2 separate regions of the Homo sapiens genome follow, and region 1 is linked to region 2. The links are chromatin loops, found by intact Hi-C in ENCODE. Cell type or tissue: heart left ventricle. All regions are shown on one strand. Region 1 overlaps ACTN4 (actinin alpha 4). Region 2 overlaps ACTN4 (actinin alpha 4).

The links. A loop is a pair of places that touch in the nucleus more often than their neighbours do. Peaks named below come from ENCODE experiments on the same cell type or tissue, not always from the same donor. Only the 100,000 strongest peaks of a DNase experiment are listed, where the experiment ranks them.
Region 1: it touches region 2 in a loop (2.7-fold over the local background); 56 of 110 quality-filtered maps call a loop at or near these places.

Annotation. Positions count from the first base shown.
Region 1 is chr19:38,660,679-38,668,678 of GRCh38, forward strand. The region is part of intron 1 of ACTN4 (actinin alpha 4); the gene reads left to right. Among named protein-coding and RNA genes, the nearest start is that of ACTN4, 17 kb to the left of the region's middle. RefSeq lists enhancers at 1-270, 4,411-5,100, 5,101-5,790, 5,431-5,725, 5,791-6,480 and 1 more and silencers at 5,431-5,725, 6,051-6,345. In heart left ventricle, no CTCF peak of the experiment used is centred here; DNase peaks (open chromatin) are centred at 3,433, 5,443 and 5,724; H3K4me3 peaks cover 3,861 bases; H3K27ac peaks cover 8,000 bases.
Region 2 is chr19:38,714,412-38,722,411 of GRCh38, forward strand. It overlaps ACTN4 (actinin alpha 4), which reads left to right. Exons shown (of 21, transcript NM_004924.6): 9 at 58-150; 10 at 2,675-2,905; 11 at 3,516-3,663; 12 at 7,127-7,277. The region is part of intron 1 of LOC107985291 (a long non-coding RNA gene); the gene reads right to left. Among named protein-coding and RNA genes, the nearest start is that of CAPN12, 26 kb to the right of the region's middle. RefSeq lists enhancers at 3,345-4,190, 4,225-4,945. In heart left ventricle, a CTCF peak has its summit at 4,637 (motif pointing left); DNase peaks (open chromatin) are centred at 1,357, 4,634, 4,970 and 7,820; H3K27ac peaks cover 6,493 bases.

The DNA of each region.
Region 1 (8,000 bases), 54 kb before region 2:
AGCCACCATGCCCGACCCATGGACTCACTTGTATAATCTTGTGAAGCAGGTGTTGTTACCCTTACATGCAGAAATGGATCCATGGGCCTTTAAGCCACTTGCCCCTGTGACAGTGCCAGGATTTGAATGTAGAAGTTGAGGCTTTCAAGTTTATGCTGTTATTTCTACACTACACTGAAGTCTAGTGATTGGGAATGGCTTTGCGAGCGGGTGGTGAGGGGAGGAGTGTGCAGTGCAGGTACTTCAGATGGAGAGGAAGGTCTCAAAGAGGTGGCATTTCAGCTGTTCCTTAACGGATGAGAAAGAGAGAACCAAGAGAGCACCAGAGGAACGCGCTTCCAACAGAGAAAACCAAGCAAGGGGGCCCCCGAGGAGCAGAAAGGCCCGAGTGGTCAGAGCGGAGCCCGTGGAAGAGATGGGCACAGCCAGATTGCTTAGAGCTGTGTTGTTAGAAGTGCTGATGAGTCTACATTCAACTTGCGCCTGCAAACTCAGTCCCTCTTAGATGCCAGTAGGTCAGGAACCTCATGCTTCCAGGACTCTGGCGCTCCTACCCTTTCCTCCCAGGCCTCCTGGACAGGCCAAACCAGAACTGACTTCTAAAGTGGGAACCCCAAGACGGCAGAACATGAATCAGCCAAACAAAAGCTGCAGTTATCTCTGTGATGATTTCGGCAGTCGGCACGTGTATTTGATTAAAGCGTTGGTAACTTTGAATCTGGAGTTTTATGGCACTGTGTACTACTCATAATGGCTTTGTAGTGTGGCTCTCTTAGGGAGCTTAACTTTTACAACATGAACAAGTTCCAGCCTCCTTTGGTCCCATCAAGAGGCCATTTCTACCTGGTGGGATGCCACTTGCTTTACAAAGCATCTTTTGTAAAATGTTGAGTCTCCTTCTTTGAAGTTGGAAGCCAGGAAGCCTGATTTTTTTTCCAATAAGTATTGTAGAAGATGGCAGCCTGATTTATTTTTATTTATTTATTTATTTTGAGACGGAGTCTCACTCTGTTGCCCAGGCTGGAGTGCAGTGGCACAATCTCGGCTCACTGCAAGCTCCACCTCCCAGGTTCACGCCATTCTCCTGCCTCAGCCTCCCGAGTAGCTGGGACTACAGGCGCCCGCCACCATGCCCGGCTAATTTTTTGTATTTTTTGTAGAGACGGGGTTTCACCGTGTTAACCAGGATGGTCTTGATCTCCTGACCTCGTTATCCGCCCGCCTCGGCTTCCCAAAGTGCTGGGATTACAGGCGTGAGCCACCGCGCCCGGCCTGGCAGCCTGATTTTTAAACTGGCTTTTCTCCTAGGTCCTTTCCTTCTCTATAAATCCCTCTTTCACTTAGTATTTCCTCCTTGTTTCCTTTGGTCAGTTGGAGTGAGGGTGGTTCTAGTTCAGAGAAAGAGACAGGCATACAGGCTGATTCAGTCTGAGGTGCTTAGCTTTCTGTACCTCACTGGAAACCAGTCCAGGAATATGACAGGTTTCAGTAGGTTTCATTGGACCCACAACTCCCCATTTGAAGGCAGAGCTTGTCAAACGAGTTATGTGGCTTTTACTCAAGGAGGGAGGAACAGCAACAGGGAGCTCTGGGCTATTGATAGACACTCCTGCCTCTGAACACACAGCACCCAGCAAGAAGTTACCTTCATGGGTTGTCTAGAGTGAACATGGGCTGGGATTCTCTCAGCCTTAGCACTGATGATTTGACAACAAAAATCGCCCCGTGGGTAGAGTATAACGGAGCAAATGATTATGGTGGCCTGTGATGGTGCAGCCAGCCCAGCTGCTTCAGCTGGAAAGAAGATGGCGAGGTTTCCATTCTCCTGGCAGCATAGCCATGTGAACTTGTTAAATCTTTTAAGTAGCTGTATAGGAGGGGAGATAAGTGTGTGTGTGTTTATTCTTATCCCCTTAAATACAAAAACAAAACTTCCACTTTATAAAATCAATTCAGAGTGGGAAGAGGTGCATGGCACATGGAAAATGTGTCGGATTAGGTTGAGTCCTACCCCACGTTTGGGACACAGCTGTAAGTTTCCATGGTGGGTGGCTTATTATGCATTTATGCTGAGCTGAACCTGCTCCAAGCTGCTGCAGATAGGAAAGTCTGTCTTGGAGGGGGAGCTGCCTCTTTCTATCACACTATAAAGACATAAAAGGTCCTTTGAAAGACTCCAGCAGTCACCACTTGGGTAACAGAATTAGGGGCTGCTGAGCAAAGTGGGTCTGTTTTTTTTTTTTTTTAAAGACAGAGTTTCCCTCTTGTTGTTCAGGAGTGGAGTGCAATGTCACAATCTTGGCTCACTGCAACTTCCGCCTCCTGGGTTCAAGTGATTCTTCTGCTTCAGCCTCCCAAGTAGCTGGGATTACAGGTGCCGGCCACCACGCCTAGCTAGTTTTTTGTATTTTTAGTAGAGACGGGGTTTCATCATGTTGGCCGGGCTGGTTGTGAACTGCTGACCTCAGGTGATCCACCCGCCTCAGCCTCCCAAAGTGCTGGGATTACGGGTGTGAGCCACTGCGCCCGGCCACATTTTATAGCCAACCGGCTTCTTGTGTAACATGAGTTGGGGCTTCTTGGGCCCCAGAGTCCAGCACTCAGGTAGAAATATGACCGCCATGGCCAGACAGCAGCCCTCGCTGGGCCCCTCTTCAGAGCAGAGCTCTGTGCCGAGCCTTTAGGGGTATGAGAGAAACCGGAGACCTGGTCCGTGCTCTCAAAGAGCTCGCGGTGTAGCTGGGGAGAGAGCAAGGCCACATGAGACCTCAGAAGGACACTAAACGGCACACCGACAAGCTCACAGCACTCTAGCTGTGTCCCGGGAGAGGAAAGGGGTGAATCAGGGCAGGTGGGGTCAGTCATGGAAACTTTCATAAAGGAGGTGAGTGTGCAGGAGGGGCGGGCCTTTGCCCCCGCTGCGGGCAGGTTGCCGAGGGCAAGTATTAGGGGGTCCGGCGTGCAATCGAACATTTCTTAGCTGCCTCTTTGGAGTAGCGCTACCAGTTCCTGTCCCCATGAGCATCGTCTTCGGGGAGCTGCTGGTTTGAAGGATGAGGTACCATGCTCATCTTGGCCATGTCTTAGAACCTGTGATAGCCAGACCTGTCGTTCTGGGTCCGTATCCATTCATGCGTCCTGTCACTGTCACAGATATCGTGAGTGGGCCAGACTCTTCTCCCCAGGTGGGAGGGGGTGCCTTCTGAGGCATATGTTTTCAGCCTGCTGATGGCCTCTTCAGAATTAGCACAGGTTTCGACAAAAAGAATGGAGAGACTCCCTTCTCATGTCCAAGGGTCTCCCCAAGCCCTGTGTCTCAGCCCCTCAGGGCGTGTGGTGCTGCACACTGCCGCCCAGATGACCACGCGCAGCCGGAACGGCCGCCCTGTATTGAGAAGTGGGATCGGCTCCCAGTCTGCTGGCGAGGCTGGGTTGCCACAGCTCCTCTGTTGCCCTGCAACGCGGGTGGCCTAGGAGTGTGCTGCCTTCAGTTTATTCCTGCCTGCCAAGCTACGCTTCCAGGTGCTATTCTTTTCTTTAAATAACTGCCTTAGTGCTGCTTGTGGAACTTAGCGTTCCCATCCCAGGAAATACTCCAGTGTTGTGTTTTTTTTTTTAAACTCATTCAGATGCTCATGGCCAAATGTGTGACTTAAATACCGCAGTGTCCTTGATATTGCCTTCCCCACACCGACAAACCGAGTTGCATTCTGGTCCCACTGTGGGATAAGGTTAGGGTAGCGGCGCTTGCCTCTTTGTGTGGTTTCAGATGTGTTTCTCCCCACTTCAGATAACACATGACAGCTGTAATATAGCTCAGTTCGTGCAAGTAAGGTAGGGGCAGAAATCATCCAGGAGAACTCCAGCCTCCATCCTAAAGGATTAGACTGCCTAGCATCAGTAGGTTTACCATAGAAGGATTCAGTGGAGATAGCGAGGGTGGTGAGTGTTGCTGGATTGAGCCCGTCCCTGCAGCCTGGGCACGGGAGCACTGCAGTGCCATGAAGGAGAGGGCTGGGGGATATTAGCACAGCCGGTTCCTATTTCCTTTTCCACCTGGTTAAGACTTCCGGGGAGGCCCTGCCCAGCAGTCCTTATGAGATGCTGCCTTCCTCTTTTTTGAAAGGCATAGATGATAAGGAGGTGGACATGTTTTGAGAAGAGAACCTAGAGCTCATTACTTGTATTTGAGGCATGTATTGCTTCACTCCCACTTTGGGAGAGTTTTTTCTGGGGAAGTTAAAGGCTATTCAGGATCAGAGAGTTTCCTGCATGGTCCCAGGGGCTGGGAGGAGCCACCTGCTCAGCTGGTGGTTAGCTGATAGCACCCAGCCTACCCACCAAGATAGGAGGCAGCTCAGATGTCACTGGGATTCGCAGTACCACAGGCTGTCCCTGGGCCCAAGCAGTTAGCTAGCTGCACCCCGGGAGGGGGTGTTGAGAGCACTGAAGCTCCTGTGGGAGAGTGCCTTTGACATCCCCCACTCCCCACTGCCCAGAACTAGGAGGTAGTGAAAGGTGTCAGTGGCAAGAAGGCTGGGCCAGAGCATGGAGGGAGGCCGACCTGGGCTCCACACCCACCTCCTCCACCACCGGCTGGCTGTGCGACCCTGGGCAGGTGGCGGGGGTTAAGCCTCAGTGTCCTTCTTTGAAAAGGGGCATCATCCTATCCTCAGTTTGAGGATTAGACGTGATAGTGCGCAGGAAGCACTCTGGTGCCTGGTACATTGTAAGTGCTCAATAAATGCAGCTTCCCAAAATGATTTCAATGGCACATGGTCCTGCATCCAGGTGGGATCTGCTACTTGAGTCTCCCCCTCAAAGGGGCCTGCTGAAATACGCAGCTCAGTGGGAAACCAAAACATACACCCCTTTCCTCCAGTGCTCCCCAGGAAGCGCCAAGTCCTGAGCCCAGCCAGCAACTTCGAAGAAGTGCCCTCCAACAAGTGGCAGTGGGCACTTGAGCAAGTGACTTAACGCAGCCCTCTCCCCAGCCCCTGCATCCATCTGGGCCTCATTATCTGGGAGGTGGCTTCTTGTTTCAGAGTTACAGGCCCTGAACAATTTTGTGTTGGGATGTGCCATAGGCAGTGCCAGGAAGGTTCTTTCATGAGTAATTTAACTTGTTACTAAGTTTGCTATCAGCCGGGGGGCTCTTTCCCCGGGTTCCCTTCTTTCCCTGGGTCCCCTTCCCCGCAAAGCAAAGTCCAACTCAAGTTAGAAACATCCCACAGCCTGGAGTCAGGCTGCCCTCTCTTCAGTTGGTGTGTGATGTAGAAGCAGGAAGGGCTTCCCACTGATAACCCTAAAAATAACTGCCCAGAAATGCTGTCAGATGGGGCCAAGAGGTGCACAGGAGCCTGTGCCCAGCTGCCGACCTGGAACGTGGGACTTTCTAGAGGGCTTGGAGGAGCCCTGCCCCTTCCAGGCCTCTTCCCAACAGTGCTTCTCACGCCTGCTGCTCCATTCCCTTTTCCTCCTTCCTCCCGCGCCCCCCCCTTTCCTGGGGTCACTTCCTGATGCCATTCTTCAACTTCGCCCCTGTCCCCCCCAAAAGCAATCAAATCCACAACCTAATAAGGCAAAAGAATGAGGAGAATGTCCGCCTCCCAGCCTCTCCCCTAACAGGGTGCAGGCCTGAAGCAAATTTGGAAAATGTTACAACGGAGTGACAACCGATGGGGGCTGGGGGTGGGGCGGTGCAGCCTTGTTCAGGAGCTGCCCATTGTTGGCCTGAGGCAGGACCCTAAGGGAAGGCCACCCGGTTTGCGCTTTCCTGATCAGGCTGTTGACACCCTTCTAGCACAAGAAAATGTATGGAAAGTAACTGCCTGAGTCAGCTGCATCTCCAGTTGTGGGATCCACGTGCCAGGAGAACACGAAGTACACACAGGTCCGCAGTGGGAGCCCGCTCGGAGACACCTCCCCGCCATCACGGCTGGGACTGTGCATATCCAAACACTTCTTGCCTCTGAGATGAGCAGTTTTCTTCCCCTTGACTGTGCCAGGGTTCAATTAGCCTGGGCATTAATTAAAACTTGTCAACACTTAGAGTGGGGCCCCCAGAAATCTGTCACCCCTCCTAGATCATTATCCCAGGCTAATCAACCCTCTCTAAGGCAGTTTCCATTCTTGACTTAGTGGGAGGGAGGAACAAGCCCCTCGGTGCTGGGGAGCTCTGGGGGAGGTAGGGACTGACTGGGCCCAACCCACTTTGTTTTGGAAGGTCAAGCTTAGTAATTAACCTGAATGCTTGGGGGAGGGGGTGAAGGAGAAAGAACTGAGTCTAGGGATGTGCCAGGTCTTTCAAATTGCTAATTATCAGCGAGCATGAGGTCATCCGTAAATATATCTAATTCTTTAGCTTGTAATTAAGGTGCTCATTAAAAGTGCAGGGAAGTCTTGTTTTCCTAAAAGGGGAAAAAAACAACAACACAAAAAGTCTTTGTTTTGACCTGACACGATGGCTCAGAACAGGGGGAGGACTCAAGGCACAGGACTAGTTTCCTGCCTTAAAGAGCCTTTACAGGAAATTGACTGCAAACAGTATTGGTGACCCTGCCAAGGAGGCAAACCTAGGGTGATGTCATTGTTCGAAGCTGTCACCGCCAAGCCTCTGGCCTTGGGGCGAGGAGAGTTGGTGGGATTAAAAAATGAGTGTGTGTATGTGTGTGTGTGTTTAGCAGTCTCTAAAGAGGCGAGTCAAGGGAAAATCCTAGCGGGAGAAAAATCACAAGGGGTGGGGGGTGTCTCAGAAATATTCTTAGCTGGGTTCAACTTTCCTCGTTTTTCTAAGTTTAAAAAATCCTCTCTTACTATTTTTGCTCATCAAAATGCTGCTGCTTTTTCAGAGACAGCCTTTTTTGAGCCATTCCCTATTTAGTGTTTTGGGTAATTGGCTGTTACAGTATGGAATTTGTGGCCCAAAGGCAGCGTGGTAAGTTAGACACTAGGTGCACGGTGCCCCATTGTTATGAAGTGTGGAAACTGAGACGCTGGACTAGTCTGATGTATCTGTTTCTTCCACCAAAAAAAAAAAAAAACCATTTTGGAGAACTACCCAATGCCAGTGACTTGGCATCTCTGAGTCGCTAATCTTCCCATGTGCCTCCAGGAACCGTCTGGAGCGTCCCTGAAAAAAGGACAAGGTTTGTATCTTGTCATTTTTCCTCTGGCTGGAAGTCTAAGAGGTATAAACACAGTCTTAAAATGAAAGCAACAAAAATAAACTCAAAGCAGCCCTGCGTGAAGGCATTAATGCAAAATATGCAAGCTGGCTTCCTATTTATACGGCGGAAGGCAGTCAGAAGAGCCAGGCCTGGTTAAGGAAGGAGTTATGTCTCTGGAGGTGCCTGTTCCTTAGAATTACAAATAAACCCTGGGTGATTACTCAGATGAGGTTGTAATGTGGTGTCTCATTTCATGCTTTGCACAGTCCAGTTTCTTGATGGAACCAACGGCCTCTGAAATGCTAATGCAGGATCAGGATACAGTTAGAGTGCCCCCCTTCCTGTGCCCCTCCTAACATCCTAACAGCTTTAGAAGGAAGTTTGAAGATTAAACAGGAGAGCCATGTAAGTTTCCTGTGATCCTAGATCCTGTGATTTGTTAATATTCTTTCTCTTCAATCCACCTGACATTTACCCAGATACCATATTAGGCTTGGAGATACAACAAGAAAGAAAACCAACCCAACCCTGTCCTTAAAGAAAAGATGGACGATGAAGGGCCAGGCGCAGTGGCTCACTCCTGTAATCCCAGCACTTTGGGAGGCCAAGGCGCACAGATCACGAGGTCGGGAGTTTGAGACCATCCTGGCCAACATGGTGATACCCCGTCTCTACTAAAATACAAAACATTAGCTGGGCATGGTGGTGCGCGCCTGTAGTCCCAGCTACTCAGGAGGCTGAGGCAGGGGAATTGCTTGAACCTGAGAGGCGGAGGTTGCAGTGAGCCGAGGTCGTGCCACTGCACTCCAGCCTGGCAAGAGAGTGAGACTC
Region 2 (8,000 bases):
CGTCAGGAGGGAGGGTGGCCAGCCCCCAGGCAGCCCTGACTGTGTGCTCCCCTCCAGGCTGAAACTGCCGCCAACCGGATCTGTAAGGTGCTGGCTGTCAACCAAGAGAACGAGCACCTGATGGAGGACTACGAGAAGCTGGCCAGCGACGTGAGTGTTCCCCCAGTGAAAGTCAGGGCCACCTCATTATCCTCAGCCAGAGGTCACTGTGACTCTTGCAGGGGGAAAGCAGGTGTGGCAGCGAGATGACCTAGAAAAGGCTGCGTGGTCACAGACCATGGCATTTAGCCAGCTGGTGTGTACACGACCTCTCCGTTTGCTTCCACAAGGCTAAGGGTCAGACCGGCAGCCACCTTGCCAGCCAGCCCCTGGGCTCCCGAGCTTGGGTTCCTACAGAGATGCTCAGGGACAGTGTTTCCTGGGCACCTCAGTGCTTTAGAATCACCTGGGGAGCTTTGTGAAAGCCCCTCTTCCCGTGCCCTGGCCCTGGAGAGAGTGATTCAGAAGGATGGAGAGGGGCCTGGGAACCAATAGGATAGCAGGCCCTGTGCAGGTGCTTAACGAGCAGCCCAGCAAGACGGGAACTCGGATTATCCTCCTTTCCAAGTGAGGAAACTGAGGCCCAGGGAGGGTCAGGCACGTGCCTGCTGTTACATGACTAGTGGGACAGAGAGCTGGGCTTCACCCAGGCAGCCCTGCTCTAGAGTCCAAACCCAATGCTTCAGTTGGAAATAAGGGTGGTTAGTACAACTCTTCTGGAGGCTCTTCATTTTTGAAATCTCCATATTTAAAAAATAAACGTAGGCTGGGCGCAGTGGCTCACACCTGTAATCGCAGCATTTTGGGAGGCCAAGGCAGGTGGATCACTTGAGGTCTGGAGTTCAAAACCAGCCTGGCCAACATGGTGAAACCTTGTCTCTACTGAAAATACAAAAATTAGCCGGGTGTTGTGGCACACACCTGTAGTCCCAGCTACTTGGGAGGCTGAGGCAGGAGGATCGCTTGAGCCTGGGAGGCAGAGGTTGCAGTGAGCCAAGATTGCGCCACTGTACTCTAGCCTAGCGACAGAGCAAGACTCCATTAAAATAAAAATAAAATAAAATAAAATTTCCCAAAGAGCAGTGGTTTGACTGCTCATCTAGAACCAGTGGTTCCCAGATTTTGCAATCTCATAGACCAGGAAAATTTGAAAAACTATTGGATGTCCAACCTAAGAGGGCCAGCTTTTTATTTTGCCAAGTTACGGATGTTTTAAAAAGAAACACTACCATCTGTTACCACCAGCACTTCTAACACCAAGATAAGGTAAAAAGGTTATTCTTAGAACCCCAGCCATTGCCAAGAAAGGGCAGCTGGCAGCACGCCTCACAATGTATCCACACAGAGGTATTTCTGTCTTTGAATTTCTCACTTTGCCAGAAGTTGGCATTTGGGAACCACTTCTCCAGCTTGTCCGTGCTGGCAGATAACTGATTTTGTACTTCTAGAATTGTTTTATTATTTTTTTGAGATGGAGTTTCACTCTTGTCACCCAGGCTGGAGTGCAATGGCACGACCTTGGCTCACTGCAACCTCTGCCTCCCAGGTTCAAGCAGTTCTCCTGCCTCAGCCTCCCAAGTAGCTGGGATTACAGGCGCGCACCACCACGCCCAGCTAATTTTTGTATTTTTTTTAGTAGAGATGGGGTTTCACCATGTTGGTCAGGCTGATCTTGAACTCCTGACCTCAGGTGATCCACTCACCTCAGCCTCCCAAAGTGCTGGGATTACAGGTGTGAACCAGCGTGCCTGGCCTAGAATTGTTTTAGAATGTCCAACTGTTTGTTACCCTTTCTCACTCCATTAAAGATCTGAGTAGTTCCTAAAAGAATATGTTTGTTTCTTTTTCAATTTTATTTTCTAATTTATGTCCCAGGCCCAGTGCACATACTGGCCTAGCCAGACTGAGCCAGGTGGGCTTGTCGGCCTTGCCCTTGAGGCACTTAGTGAGCCCAGAAGCAGTCAGGCTCTCAGCATGGAGCTCAGTGAAGACAGCGGCAGTGGGGCATGTGACAGCATGGAAAGGGACCTTTTTGGCGGGGGCATGGGAGTGGAGGTTTCCCCTCTTAGACCTGAGGGAAAAGACTAAGAGCAAAGGCATGGGCCAGGCATGGTGGCTCACCCCTGTCATCCCACCACTTTGGGAGGCTAAAGTGGGATTGCTTGAAGTTCAGGAGCTCAAGACCAGCCTGGGCAGTATACTGAGACCCCCTTCTCTATAAAAACTTAAAATAAAAATCAGCCAGGCTCGGAGGTAGGCACCTGTAGTCCCAACTACTTGGGAGACTGAGGTGGAAGGATGGCTTCAGCCCGGGAGGTTGCTATGATCATGCCACTTCACTCCAGCCTGGGTGACAAAGCGTGAACCTGTCTTTAAAAAGAAAAGCACAGGCAGGAACAGGAAGTAACAAGAGAACAGTACAGTGATGCAGGGACAGGGAGGGAGCCCACGCTCCCAGAGTTCCAGGTTGGGGGTTCTAGCAGGAATCGTGGAGAAGTTGGGCTGGGGAGCAGGGGTAACCCCCTAAGGTGGGGCCCTCAAAGATCCAGATCCCATGTGCCCATAAGCTGGGGGGCAGCCCGTCAGCACTCTGAGGGTCCCCCACAAAGGCCACGCTGGCTTCTGTGGCCCACAGCTCCTGGAGTGGATCCGGCGCACCATCCCCTGGCTGGAGGACCGTGTGCCCCAAAAGACTATCCAGGAGATGCAGCAGAAGCTGGAGGACTTCCGCGACTACCGGCGTGTGCACAAGCCGCCCAAGGTGCAGGAGAAGTGCCAGCTGGAGATCAACTTCAACACGCTGCAGACCAAGCTGCGCCTCAGCAACCGGCCCGCCTTCATGCCCTCCGAGGGCAAGATGGTCTCGGTGAGCACCAGGATTCACATGGGAGCAGCTGTGAGGGGCAGAGGCAGCCCTAGAACTGCCTGTGGGCAGTTTGGCCAGCGTAATCTTTCCTAAGTTGTTGATGTCCTGTGGGACATGGCATGGCCTTTCGGATGCAGTGGTCGGGGAGGGGTGCACTTCACTCGGCATTGTGCTCCCCTTTGGCCCTCACTCACTGTATTTTACACCCAGGGTTTTATACGCATCCCAAATCCTTGCCACGGGTTGTGTGGGTGTGGAGTGGTGTGAATTTGGAGCCGTGGTCTGCCATGATGGCATGACCGCCATGTGCTTGAGGCCCTTCATCAGCGGAGGGGCAGTGCGCCCTGGACGGTACCACCTCCCCATCTATGGTATTCATCCATTCATTCATGCACTCACCCGTTCACGCATTCATTTTGTTAATCCAGAATTGATTGTACCTGCTGAGTGCTGGGGGGCCCTGTGTAGGCATCCAGGTATAATAGCAAAGCATGACACAGACATGACCCCAGCCAAGTTCTGCCACCTTCCCATCAGCATCCCTTGGAGACATCCCCCTGGGTGCCTCCACTTCCTTGTGATAGCCCTGCCTGCTCCTGCCCTGCCCCAGGACATCAACAATGGCTGGCAGCACTTGGAGCAGGCTGAGAAGGGCTACGAGGAGTGGCTGCTGAATGAGATCCGCAGGCTGGAGCGGCTCGACCACCTGGCAGAGAAGTTCCGGCAGAAGGCCTCCATCCACGAGGCCTGGACTGACGGTACGGCCCAGCTCTGCCCCACTCTGCCCAGCCCCGCTCCCGTGCTCCCCTCCTGTCTCTCAGGCATGCATGGGTGTGCACACACAGCCCCCTGCCACGTTGGGTCTGTTTCTCAGGTGCCCTTTCTTGCTGCTTGGGAGCATGTGTGTGTGTCAGAAATGCTGCTTTAGAGCCAGGTTCAGTGGCTCACACCTGTAATCCCAGCACTTTGGCAGGCCAAGGCAGGAGGATCACTTGAGCCCAAGAGTTTGAGACCAGCCTGGGCAACATAGCGAGACCCTGCCTATACAAAAAAATTTTAGAATAATAAAATTAGCCAGGCATAGTGGTGCACACCTGTGGTCCCAGCTACTTTGGAGGCTGAGGTGGGAGGATTGATTGAGCCAGGGAGGTCAAGGCTGCAGTGAGCCGTGATTGTACCACTGCACTCCAGCCTGGGTGACAGAGCAAGACCCTGTCTCAAAAAAAAAGGAAAGAAATGCTGCTTTGGATTCCTTCAGCCCCAGAAAGCAGGGACCATTCAGGGGCCAGGTCCTCTTTGTTGCCCAGTCTGCCCTCGCCTCAGAGGTGGGACCCTGTCAGTCATCCAGGAACACAGCCAAGCCCCCTCCAGCACTTCAGGGAAGTGACCTTACACCCATCTGTTTGTCCCCTCTGCGTGTCTTCCCCATCCAGGGCGAGTGTGTGGGGCAGGCCTCTTCCATCCCCCGCACCCTGTGTTCAGAGTCGGCTTCCCTCTCCCACACCTCTGTGAGCGTGGACGGAAGGCTGGGGAGCCCATGTTCACTGGCACGTCCCTCAGGCTAGAGGAGGGCCTGCCTCCTGGGCCTGCTGCCGGACCACAGCCAGTGCTCACCCTCAGACAGTGCTCACCCACTGCCTTCGGCCCACCCTTCAGCATGGCCCACCTGTGAGCTCCTCCCACCTCCCATCCCTTCCCAGAGCCTCCTTCCCGGGCCTGGCTCCCCCTGCAGGAGCGCCACTGTGCTTTCTGTTCTCGGCAGCCCTGCAGCTGCCTGGCCGTTGGCTCCAGATGTGGGATTTCATCACGTCCCTGGCCCTCTTTTGGGTCATGCCAAGGTTGAGATTTCAGATCCCAGGGGTCTGGAAGCCTTCAGAAAGCTGCCAGTGCCTGGGAGAGCCACAAGAGCCACTCACAGGACTCCTCTCCCACTCTGGCCACCACCTTCCCAACACAGTCTCCCTGGCCCTCCGGCCGCCACTCCGCCCAGCTGAGCCCTTCCTTGCATTCCTGAGTGCATTTTCTCACCCCTCCCCACCCTGGCCCGCATGCGAGTGTGCAGCTCCACACGGCCTGCAGCCCTGGCCACGGCCCAGCTTGTGCCCTCCTCACATGAGCTCAGCTCGCCATTCCCGCGGCAGCTGCCAGCCTCAGAGCAGCCCAGCCCCTTTGCTACCAGGAAAGAGTGCGAGTGAGAGAGTGGATAGTGAGGGAGGAAGGGCCTGGCCAGGCCGGGTGCCGCACTTCCCTCTTGCCTGGCAGAAAGGCACCCATGTGAGGAGAGCGTGTTAGCACCGATGCCATCTTGTGTGGTTGGTGGCCTCCATCCATTCCCGGATTCACTCATTCGTTCAACAGACAGCTCAGGTGGCTCCAGCCGTCCTTATCCATGGAGGCCTGGGCGTCGCCCTGTGGCTGAACCTTCTGGGGGTCTTTCTGCCCACCCATCAGCTCTTCAGTCCCTCTACAGGGCTCCATGAGGCCCTGCAGATGGTTTCCTGAGGCCAAGGGGCTGGGTGTGGTGGCCCCACTGGCATTCCTCCCCTGGGAAGGGCTCTGGGGCAGCCTTCACCTGAGGTGTTTAGAAGCCAGCTCAGTCTCCGGCCAGGGCCCAGCTGGTTCAGCGGCCTCCACACGTCCCTGCCCCACCCCTACCTGACTGGGCATCCACGCGGGTCTGCCCATGGCGTCTGCCAGAGCCCCCAGGCAGGCTGGCCTACTAATTCCCAAGACTCAGAGCCTCTGTCCTCTCAAGTAGCAGTTACGTGAAACAGGACAGGCAGGCCCTCCACACCCCAGGGTCTGGTCGTAGCGGCCTCCTCCGCCCTGGGGTGGGTGGGCCACCTTCACTCCACACCCCTCACCATCCCCCACAGCCCGCAGCGGGAGGGTCGTCGTGGATGCTTCTCTGAGGGACTTGATTTCCTGGGAATACGACCAACCCCGAACGACCCCTTGTCCCCACTCCAGTTGTCCCTTGGCCTGGATCCCAGATAGCTGTGGCAATGGTCCGCTGCCCACATCCTCTCGGTGCACCCTTGCCAGGACTCTGCGGAGGCAGAGGGAGATGTCACCTGCTGTTTCTGGTTCCTGCCCCTGGGAGAAAGCAGTTGGAGAAGGGAATTGCAAGGCCGCCTTGTGGCTGAGCCTCCTGCCCCAGGGCTGCGCAGCAGGGCCGGTGGAGCCAGAGTCTCCCAGGCCTCCCACTTCTTGGCCATCAGTGCCAGAGCCGATCCTGTGGGGAGTCTGGTAGGTGCCTGACAGTTGAGACTGGGAGAGGCTGAGGTGAGGCTGGTACTGGCTCCATGCCTGCTGTGCTCGAACACCACCTCACTGAAACTTGAGAATAGTTCCATGCCACACAGGTACTGGGGCTGGCCCCATTTTACAGATGAAGGCACAGGCCCAGAGAGGCCTCGGTGGCTGCACTGGGCGGGCAGCTGTCAGGTGCTGGGACAGAGCTGAGGGGATCTCCGCTACCACTTGGGGGAAGCCCAAGGTGGTGTGCCTGAGGCAGGGCCCCTGTAGGAGCTGGGGTGCAGCCACCTTCCCAGGCTGGCATTTTCCCTGCGGTTCCCTAAAGACCTTCACTTGCTTGCAGGGCTTCCTTGAGCTTTGGTTCTGGGATGTGTAATTAGCCAGGATCAGGGACTAATAACAGCGTTCCTCCTTTCCTTTAAAGGGCCTGATGGTGGGCCCGCCCCAATGCACACAGGACACCTTAGGACAGCGTGGGGCACTTAGACGTGGAGAGGACCACCACCTGTGCGGGTGCAGGGTCAGGGTCCTAGAAGAAGCTGGCTCTGATGCTTCCCCTTCCCCAAGCCTGCTGGGACATGGGCTTTGACCCCGGGTGCTTCTCCGGATCAAAGCCCTCCAGAAACAGGTGCTACCTTTCTAAGCCGTGCTACCACGGCCCGATTTGTATGGTTTCCTACTAACAAAAGTTGCTAAGTTTAGGACACACAGGTTGAGATGGAATCTCTCTCTCAGGCTGAGCAACCCTGAAGTGTCCATCCAGGTCCATCCAGGTTACAGTTGGGCTTAGAGATCCCTGGAGGGTACGGAAGAAGATTCTGGAAGTTTCCATGCCACTGTCATTGGCATGGAAGGATGTGGGGTCCACAGTCTCTCTTTCCCTCCCTCTGCTTGGACAGCCCCTCCAGACTCCTGCCCCACAGCTGCCGTGCTGTGGTCTAAGCGTCTCTCTGCTCCTACCAGGGAAGGAAGCCATGCTGAAGCACCGGGACTACGAGACGGCCACACTATCGGACATCAAAGCCCTCATTCGCAAGCACGAGGCCTTCGAGAGCGACCTGGCTGCGCACCAGGACCGCGTGGAGCAGATCGCCGCCATTGCCCAGGAGCTCAAGTACGTGCGGGCTCAGGACACTATCATCACCTGGCTCTCACCACAGCCTGCCCAGACTGGTGGCGGCAGCACGCCGAGGCCCAGCCTGCCTCAAGGCCTGGAATAGGGTCCCCAGTGCCCCAACTGCACCTCCTTCCAGAAGCCAGGGAAGGGCCTTATGGGATGAGGCCTTTTGCCCATCCTGTCTCAGCCCCAGGTGGGACACCTGAAGGATTTGGATTCTCTAGCAGGAGGGAGGTGTCTGGCCCCTTGTCTTGATTCTTCAGGCTTTAGGGGTCCCTGGGGGTGTCACCTCTCCTGGCCACCCCAAGTAGGCCCTGGTCCCCTGATGGGATGGGCCCCAGCCTCCGTTGCTCCCAGCCATAGGTCCCTGAGGGAACCAGGCTGCACAGTGAGCCTATTGTTCTGCTCGGCCCCTTCCCTTTCTTGCTCAGAATACACTTATTGTAAGAGCTTCCAGGCAGCCGGGCTCCTTCCCCTCCCCACCCAGTCAGATAAACTTGTGTACACAATTAGTACGCTGAGGGTCGCGCTGGTGAATGGGGCCTTATTCCACCAGTGCAGCGGCCAGCAGCAGGGCGGGCCCAGGCAGCAGGAGGCCCAGGCCATTACTTCATGGAAAATCCACAGGCCCTCGAGGGGCAGCAGGGCTCCCAAAATAGCCATCTGCTCAAAAATAGGATCCTTGGCTATAACTGCTCTTTCCACCGACACCCCCACCCC